2 separate regions of the Homo sapiens genome follow, and region 1 is linked to region 2. The links are chromatin loops, found by intact Hi-C in ENCODE. Cell type or tissue: MCF 10A. All regions are shown on one strand. Region 1 has its middle 230 kb from the start of AGTPBP1. Region 2 overlaps LOC107987088 (a long non-coding RNA gene).

What was found. A loop is a pair of places that touch in the nucleus more often than their neighbours do. Peaks named below come from ENCODE experiments on the same cell type or tissue, not always from the same donor. Only the 100,000 strongest peaks of a DNase experiment are listed, where the experiment ranks them.
Region 1: a loop joins it to region 2, with 4 times the contacts of the local background. A loop is called at or near these places in 1 of 110 quality-filtered maps.

What each region holds. Positions count from the first base shown.
Region 1 is chr9:85,512,540-85,517,539 of GRCh38, reverse strand. No RefSeq gene overlaps it. Among named protein-coding and RNA genes, the nearest start is that of AGTPBP1, 230 kb to the left of the region's middle. In MCF 10A, no CTCF peak of the experiment used is centred here; DNase peaks (open chromatin) are centred at 109, 2,309 and 3,129.
Region 2 is chr9:85,117,180-85,122,179 of GRCh38, reverse strand. All of the region lies in intron 1 of LOC107987088 (a long non-coding RNA gene), which reads left to right. Among named protein-coding and RNA genes, the nearest start is that of NTRK2, 450 kb to the right of the region's middle. In MCF 10A, no CTCF peak of the experiment used is centred here; a DNase peak (open chromatin) is centred at 2,989.

The DNA of each region.
Region 1 (5,000 bases), 400 kb before region 2:
TGGCCAGCATCTACTGTATTAACCATACTTCCCCTTTCTGTAAACTAGATGCTTTCACATCTGCCCTGCATTCCTATGTGGTACACACCTTGTTCTGGACAACCCACTAATATGCCTGAGTCACCCTGCCTGGGCCTCCTGCCTCCCTTGTTGCCTCCTCCAGGGAGTGTGCTTTTAAAACACAAACTGGCCAATCTGGAATCCACACCTCCATCTACCTCCCTTATTGGGTTTTCACACTCAAAACAGGAGGCGAGAGCTGGCACAGGTAAACAATTTAGAGGTGGAGGGAATATTAGAACCAAATGTTTCTCTTTCCTCTGTGAATCAAGGGGCTAGTGGGGGCTGGAGGTGTAAGACAGCAATGCAGGACATGCTGAGGGCCCCATGAAGAGGGGAACACACAGCACACAGGCAAAGGAGCATGTGCCGAGTTGCATTTTGCCCTCATGGAGCTGACAGTCTGGCTGGGAGGCAGGCAGGCTCACCCCCAGCTATGAGAACAAAGCAGAATGCAGAATGTGCTCCAACAACTAACTGTGAGCATCGCTGTGGGGGACCAGGAGAAGTTTCCCAGAGGACATGGACTTTGAGTTGTCTTAATGGATGTAGGGAGGCCAACAGACTGAGAAAAAAAGAGGACCGATCCTTTGGTTGCAAATATGGCAAGCAGAAACGTCAACCCCCCTCAGCAGAAAAATAAAAGCAAATCCAAGGGATGCTGGTAGAGGGTGAGGATGGATTTAAAACGGTGCCTGCTGCTTTTTCTCCATCTTGGAGCGTGGAGAGCCTCGGCAGCTTCTGAACAGCGATGAGCGTGTTTCTAATTATCACATCAAGCCTTTGATCTGCTTTAATTGTTTGTTTCCCCCTGCAAACGCAAATTTGACTCACTGGTGCTGTGTTTAGCCAGCTGCTCCTCTTGGAGGTGCTCGGCATTGGGCCATGCCTATTTCCCAAATGAGACACAAATGCCCTGGCTTCCGTTCGGCCCTGCACATATTGAGCTCCTACTATGCGCTTGGTGATGGGGAGTGCAGAAACTAATAGAGTCTCTGTCTGAGGTTGCCTTGAATGGTTCTGAGTCTCACTCTCTTTCCACCCTGCCCCACTCCCAGCCCCCAGGAGATTCTGGAAGAAGACAGAAGACAGTAGGATAAAATTCTGATCAAATCAGAATCCGATATACAGAAATATGAACATCTTGCAGGTGGGTCAAAACTGGAGACTGCCAATTTTTAAAATAAGCTTTCTAGGTAGGTCTCGTGGGATTTACAGTTTCAGCTCTGCGTTTGAAGCTTCTGCATCTCTATTGTAAAACCTTCAGCAATCATCAGATGAAGATGTATGTGGTTCACCTGATTGGCTTACTAAAGCAGGAGACAGTCAAGCCAAAAGAAAACGGTCTTAAAATACAGGCTTGTGAATTGTAGAACTGAAAGAGGCTTTATTCAGGTATATTCTACATATCATATACTTCATCCATTTCAAGTGTATAGTTCAATGATTTTTTTTCTTTTTTTTCTTTTTTTTTTTTTGAGATGGAGTTTCACTCTTGTTGCCCAGGCTGGAGTGCAATGGTGTGATCTCGGCTCACTGCAACCTTTGCCTCCTGGGTTCAAGCGATTCTCCTGCCTCAGCCTCCGAAGTAGCTGGGATTACAGGTGCCTGCCACCACACCCAGCTAATTTTGTATTTTTAGCAGAGACAGGGTTTCACCATGTTGGCCAGGCTGGTCTCGAACTCCTGACCTCAGGTGATCCACTCGCCTCTGCCTCCCAAAGTGTTGGGATTACAGGTGTGAGCCATCTTACCTGGCCTAAATGCCTTTTCTTAAAAAGTGAAATCCAGTTCTGGTTTTTTTGTTTTGTTTTGTTTTTTTGAGACAGAGTCTCGCTCTGTCGTCAGGCTGGAGTGCAGTGGCACTGTATCAGCTCACTGCAACCTCCGCCTGCTGGGTTCAAGCCGTTCTCTTGCCTCAGCCTCCTAAGTAGCTGGGACTACAGGCACATGCCACCATGCCTGGCTAATTTTTTGTATTTTTAGTACAGACAGGGTTTCACCATGTTGGCCAGGCTGGTATTGAACTCCTGACCTCTTGATCTGCCTGCCTCAGGCTCCCAAAGTACTGGGATTACAGGCATGAGCCACGGCGCCTGGCCCGAGCCTTAGTTTTTAAAGAAACTCAACTGAGCCCTGGAGGCAGAGTATGACTAATTGAGGTTGTTTCCGAATGTCAGGTGCTTGATTCCTGGGTGTCTATTCAGTCTGGATCTTTAGTTGGCAAGTGATGAAAACCCAGCTTGGCTAAACCTCAATAAAAGAACCACAATAAAGAAGGGAGTTTATTGGCTTACATAATGAAATGCCCATGGGGTAAGTCTAGCTTCAGGTGTGGCTTGATCCAGAGGCTCAAGGGATATTGTTAGTTCTTGGTTTCTTCCCAACTTGTGTGTTAATTCAAAGGCTCTATATGCTGGTGAGATGGCTGGAACCCCTCTTCTTGGGTTCAAGTTCAGGTTCAAGTTCATTTGCCAAATGTCTCTTTCACATCTGTGTTTATGTGTGTGTTGTGATTGTGTGTTTTGTGCATATGTGTAAGAATATATGTTTGTGTATGAGTTTGTGACTGCGTGTTTGTGTCATATGTATTTATGAGTGGGTGTGTGATTGTGTATGAGTTTGTGACTTAGTATGTTAATGTGTGGGTTTTGTGTTTGTGTGTTGCGTGTGTTTATGCGGTATGAGTGTATGTTTATAACTGTGTGTGTTGTATGCATATGTGTGTGTGTTTGTGTGTGTGTGTGTGGCAGGGAAGGCATCTATGGCATAGAAATGATGCTGGGAAGCTCTGGCTGAGTCTTTGAATGCCATGGTGCTGTAGACTGAATTTCAAGTGACCCGTAGGAATTTTTAAACAGGGTGACCAGGTCATTTACGTAATTCAGAGCTCACCGCTGAGCAGTGTGGGAGGCTGATGGGAGCAGGCAGGGGCTGCAGGGAGGCCCGAGAGGAGAGAGGGTCATGGAGTTTTAGCCTTGGCCTCTCAGCAGGGAGGCAGCTGCAGTCTTGGAAACAGTGACTAGAGGGGGTGGGGCCTTGAGTCCTAAGGCTGGCGTTCAGGTTCCAGCCTGTCCCATACAGCAGGAAGGATGAGCCATACAGCGGGGAGGGCAGCAGAAGCCCTGGAAGGCCATGAGGCTGCTCACCACTCTGGCAAGGCTCTCCTGCCGCCATGACCTGCTGGAAGGATGACTGGGCAGGGCGGCAGTCTGTGGACTGATACTGCTCTGAAGAGTAAGTGGTACTCTTGGCCTGGACCTACTGATTGGTGACTGGGGCCTAACCCTGCCTACTCCAGTGGTTTCTGGAAGTTTCCATAAATGACTTTTAGGATGCCGTGGGAATAATATTTATTTTGCTACTTCCTTATGGAAACCAAATGCACATACATGTATTCATTAGCCACATGTAAGATTGGCTCCATGGCAGACAGATGACTACCCCTTAGAGTCCCAATTCTTGGAGTATGTTGCAAAGAAACCTGATGCCCACGGATGAATTAGTTCAGATAATCAGCGACTTTTTTTCAGATTATTTAAAACTTTCTTTTCTTTGGAAGGATGACTGAGAGTGAATTTGTAGGGAATTATACATGGTTAGTGGGTAGAGCAGTAAGGAGGAGAACTGACATACAAATAAATCAGATTAAAAATTGGTTTCTGATGTCTGGGAGCCTGCCAGCTTTGACTCCCCAATGGCGAATTGACTCCAACTAAAAAGATCCTTTAGATCCTTCTGTCTCAACCCTTTTCTCATATCATATATCCCATAATACAGCCAGACATAAGAGAATCGAGTCCAAATCCCTTATTGTTGCAGATGGGAAAACTGAGACCTATGCAGGTCACATGCCTCTGAAGCTTACACAGTGTTTATGGCAAAGCAAAGGCTTGAACCTGGTGGTTAGCTACTGAGTCCCAGTATTTAAACATTTTTATTTCATTGCCTCCTTATGCAAACCAGGTGCACACAGATATGTTTATGGGGCATATATAAATTTGGCTCTGTAGATGAAGGCTGATTTTGGTTTGAGGTAAGAAAGAAAGCAGGAATATAGGATTGTCCTGCCAATTTTTGTATTTCAAAATAAGTAAATCTAAGTTCAATTTACAAGTATGCCTTCTTATTCTTTATTACCTTGACAATGGAATAGAAAGGGGAAGAAATTTATATGAAGATACATGGGGGTAAATTGAGTGAGATAGGATAAAAGGGAGAAAATAGGTCTATTCCCAAGGGGTTCTGTGAGCGAATGAGACTTCCTTTGCTGCGTGTGTGATCATTGTTCATTTGTTCAAAGCCCTCATTCATCCTATGCTCCAGTCACCATAGTAAGGGCCTCATATGTATCTTTTAACCATGTGAGGTTGGGGTTATTATCCTATTTTAAAAAAAGACAACTGGGCCGGGTGTGGTGGTTCACACCTGTAATCCCAGCCCTTTGAGAGGCTGAGGCAGGTGGATCGCTTGAGCCCAACCTGGGCAACATGGCAAAACCCCATCTCTACAAAAAATACAAAAATTAGCCAGGCGTGGTGGTGCGTGCCTCCCAGCTACTTGGGAGGCTGAGGCAGGAGGACTGCTTGAGCCCAGGAGGTGTATGCTGCAGTGAGCCATGATCACGCCACTGCACTCCAGCCTGGGCAACAGAGGGAGACTCTGTCTCAAAAAATAACCAAAAAAATAAAAATAAAATAAAATAAAATAAAAAAGAAAACTAAGGCTCAGAGGATTTCAGTAATTTGCTCGAGGCCACAAAGCTGGCAAGTAATAGATTCATTCTTGGAACTTATCATGTTGAAAGTCTTATGAATTAGAACTCTGCAAGCTTCTTTCCTTAAGGACAGGGCTACACATTGGTCAACTGAGAAGGAAAAGCATCTGTCCATTTCTATGCTTGGGGTAGGATCCACATTTCTTTCCTGCAGATGGGTGAG
Region 2 (5,000 bases):
TTTTAGAATATGTCAATGTTTTCTTTATTGTCTCAATTTTTAAGGTCAATTTTTAAGACTGGACTGTGGGCACTAGAAAAACAGCTTTTTCTCTATTTTCAGAGTATGTAATTTTAAATATAACAAATTAATTATATTATTTAGTTCCTTTGAAGGTTTGCTTTTTTTTGTCATTGATCATCATCGACTGGGAAAGTGAATTAAAGTTCAAACTAAGTATGCGTTTCTTTTTCTCTTTGTGTCTTTTGAAGTCTTTTAAATTAATAAATGCTGAATCTATGTTATTTGGAGGATATACGTTCACAATCATAATTGCATATTGTAAATGCTCACTTTAGCATAATGAAGTTCTCTTCCTTGTCTTAATTTTGTGACATAAATTCTACCTTCTCCAATATTAATATTATGGCAACCTTTTTGGCACATGTATCTGGTATACATTTCCTGTCCATTTACTTATGTCTTAATATATTTTTAAATGTTGAAATAGTTATAGATTCATATATACACAGAAATGTGCAAGTGATTCACTGAACCTTTCACTCAGCCTTCTCCAATGGTAACATCTCACATAAGTGTAGCATAATATAAAACCAGGAAAAATCCACAGAGCTTACTCAGGTTTTGTCAATTATATATGCATTCATTACTGTGAGCATGCACGCAGGTTTACCTAATTTTATCATGTGTATAGATTCGTGTATGGACCATCACAATCAAGATAAAAAATGCACAAGCACCATAGAGCTTCTTTGTACTACTTTTTTATTCCCCCCATCTTCACACTATCTTTAACCTCTAGTAGCTAACTTATCTGTTCTCCACCTCTATAATTTTGTTTTGAGAATGTTATCATTAAAATCATACAGTATGTAAATTTGAGATCAGCTACTTTCACTCACTTGAGGTTTATTCAGCTACTTTCACTAACTTGAGGTTTATTCAGTTGTTATAAACGAGGTTTATACAAGTTGTTGAATATAAAAGGAGTTTGTTCCCTTTTATTGCTGACTTGTACCTCATGATGTGAATGTGCCATTTTGTTTAACCATTCACAAACTGAAGAACATTTGAGTAGTTTCCAGATTTCGGCTGTTATGAATAAAGTTGCTGCTATGGTTTGAATGTGCCCTTCAAAGTTCGTGTGTTGGTAACTTCATCTCCAATGCAACAGTATTGAGAGTGGGAACTTTAAGAGGTGATTAGATGGCTGGGCGCAGTGGCTCATGCCTGTAATCCCAGCACTTTGGGATGCTGAGGCAGGTGGATCACGAGATCAGAAGACCGAGACCATCCTGGCCAACATGGTGAAACCCCGTCTCTACTAAAATACAAAAAATTAGCCAGGTGTGGTTGTGCACACCTGTAGTCCCGGCTACTCGGGAGGCTGAGGCAGGGGAATCACTTGAATCCAGGAGGCAGAGGTTGCAGTGAGCCAAGATTATGCCACTGCACTCCAGCCTGGCAACAGAGCAAGACTCCGTCTCAAAAGAAAAAAAAAAAAGAGGTTATTAGGTATTGAGGGCTCTGCCCTCATTAATGTCATTATCATGAGTGTGGGTATGTTATCTTGAGAGTGAGTTTCTTATAAAAACGAGTTCAGTTCCATCTTGCTCTCTCTTTTTCTTCCTTTCTCTTTCTCTTCCTCTCGCTCTTCATGCACATGAGTGAACACTCTCTTGCCTTTCCACCTTCCACCATGGGATGATGCTGCAAGAAGACCCTCCCAGATGCCAGCTCCTCAGTGTTAGATTTCCCAGCCTCCAGAATCATGAGAAATAAATTTCTGTTTATTAGAAATTACCCCGTCTGTGATACTCTGTTACAGCAGCATAAAATAAACTAAGACAAAAAATTGGCATAGATAAGTGGGGCTGTTGCTATAACAAATACCTGAAAATGTGAAAGTGGCTTTGAAACTGAGTAATTGGTAGAAGCTGGAAGAATTTTGAGGAGCAAGCTATAAAATGCCTAGATTGCCATACATGGAGCATTAAGGGTGATTCTGGTGATGACTCAGAAGGAGAACAAGAGGTGTAAGGAGGGCCGGAATCTTCTTAGGCATTACTAAGTGTTCATGACCAGAATGTTTGTGGAAAAATGGACAGTAAAGGCCATTTGCGTGAATTCTTAAATGGAAATGAGGGACAAGATATTGGAAATTGGAACAAAGCCATCCACGTTATAAAGTAGAAAAGAACTTAGCTTAATTGTGTTCAGGTTTGAGGGCTTTGTGTCAGGCAGAACTTAAGAGCAATGAAGTAGAATATCTGCTGAAAGAAATTTCTAAACAAAATATTGAAGGAGCTGTGTGGCTTCTTTTAACTGCTTATGATAAAATGAGAAAGGAGAGTAATGCTTAAAGATGGAATTTATAATTTAAAGGAAACCAGAACGTAAAGTTTGCAGCCTAGCCATACAAAGAACAAAAAAAGAGTGTGGCCAAGCAACCCTTTGATAAAGGAATTAGTATAAACAGAAAGAAGACAAGGTAGTTTTGTACCTTAGTAATATGTACAAAGGAATATGTACCTTATCTGCTAGTATCAATGTTTAACCACTTAAAAGTGAAGGATAGAAACCTTGCTTCTGCTTAGCTCCCTTTGATCTCTCCAATTTTTTTGTTGTGGCAAAATACAAATAACATAAAATTTACCATTGTTATCAATTAGTGCATTCACAGTATTGTGCAACCATTACCACAACCTAGTTCTAGCACACTTTCATCACCCCCAAAGGAAACTCTGTACCCATTAAGCAGTCACTCTTCATTCTTCCTCTTCCTAGTCCCCAGAAATCACTAATCTACTTTCTGTCTCTATGGATTTGCCTATGCTAGATATCTCTATAAATGGAATCACATAATTTTATGTCTATTATAGTGTAATATTTTCAAGGTTTATTCATGAGTCGCCTCAGCACTCCCTTCTTTTTTATGGCTGAATCATATTCTAGTTCAACTGCTTTGTGAAAGAGAAGCTTCAGCTGCTGAGTCATTATATATTTGTGTCCATTTAGGGATGGGACTATGATGAAGTCAATGAGTCAAGTGAGGCATTTATTTCCAGCCCTAAATGTAAAAGGGTGCCAAAAAACTCAGTAACCATGATAAATAATACCTTAATATAACATTAAAGAATTCATTCAAAAGACATCTGCTGAACAAAATATCACAATTTTAAATAAAGACAGGATCAATATACTGATGTTTCCTTTTGACTTTGTTTCTAGAATGCTTGGCACATCACTTTTATTGGGGCTACATTTACTGAAAATTTTGAAATTTTGTTCATCATGCATTTTTACATTAATTTTGATTTTAAAAAATATGATATTAAGAACAGTATTTATCTTGATAGCTGAGCTTTTTGGTGCCACCTTAAATTTGGCATGAGAGGAGACCGTCTCATTTGCCTTGTCTTAATCCTGGTCCCTTGTCTATTTGTCCCTGCAAACTAGCTTGCCCTTATATATGCTAATAAAACAAAATAGGATACCAGAAGGAAGAAACAAAGAACAAGATAAGATGATTTCTGAAATGAAATTAAACTGAATTAAAAATTTAGTGAAAGTCTTGAAAAATAAAGTCCAATCTTCAAGAAAATATAACAAAGGCAATGATATAAAAATATGAGAGAAAATATTTTTTAAAAAATTAGGAAAATACATTAGGAAATCTAATATCAGACTATTAGAAATTCCAGAAGAACAAAATGAAATACCCAATGAAGCAGAAGTATTTATTAAATAAGTTATATCAAAAAATTTATAAGACCTCAAAGACGCATTCCCCTCCTAGAAAGGCCCAACAAATATCTATCTTAATAAATAATAAAAGATTCAAACTTAGTGATATCATTGTGAAACTTCAAAGCACCAACAATAAAAATATATCAAGGGGGAAAAGGCAAAACACATTACAAACAAAGGAATGAGCATCAGAATGTCCTCAGGTTATTGAAAGGACACGTTAGGAACAGCCAGGGCATCGCTTGTTTGCCCTCCAAGATACTCTGCCCCATGCTGGATACGTGCTGTGACTCATTGTGAATGAATGAATTATGTCTGACAATAAAAATACAATAAAGTTAAATGACACTTGTGGATAAGGTTACAGGGATAAATCTGAACCAGATAGTCTCCAACTAAAATTGCAATTGAGATTCTGAAATACTCAGATCAGGTGGGAGGTGAGTCCTATCCTTAGAATGCTGTGTGAACAGGACTCTCCCTTTGTCCACGTGGTTTCTTTCACAATTATACACAGTATAAGCTCACAGGAGCTGGGACCTGTTCTATGTGTTCATTAAGGCATATGTAGCAATGATTACATGGCAACAATTAGTCTTTTGTAGTAACTTATTAAATGAATATGTGAATGAGCATTTTATCTTAAAGGCTCATCACTCATTGTCCTATAAGGAAGGCAGGTACCATGTAAACAAACTGTTCATAGGTAAGCTGGAAGTGAGGAGAATCCTGGCGTGGCATGAATCAGAACTGGCACAGATCACAGAGGGATCGAATCTTTTCAAGTGCATGTTGAGAATTTGGATGTTTTTCTTTGGCCCAATTCGTGGTACACTTTTGGTTTTAATTAATAACATACTTTAATAAAGTATTTGGGAGCACAGAACAATTTAATAACCCCCCAAAATGCTTGCTATGAGGGCTCATTTCTAACACAGGCCCCTTTATTAGTTTTAGGTTTACTTGTATGTCTTCCAACAGTTTAAAATAACTGTTTCCAAGAAAAGTCAACACATCTATTTTCAGGATTTGAAGAAAATATATTTTTGGCATTTATATAGTTTCTGTCTCATTTTGGTGAGTTTCTGGAATATATTTTTGTCTGCTTATTTCTAATGCCTGTAATGAACTGAATCTCTCCTTTCATATGTATGTGCCCAGTTCAGTGTTATGAACCCTGGAAGGTCTCAACTAAATGCTTTTCAATCAACTCACTGCCATTTCCATTCCTGGTTTCATTTGGAGTAAGA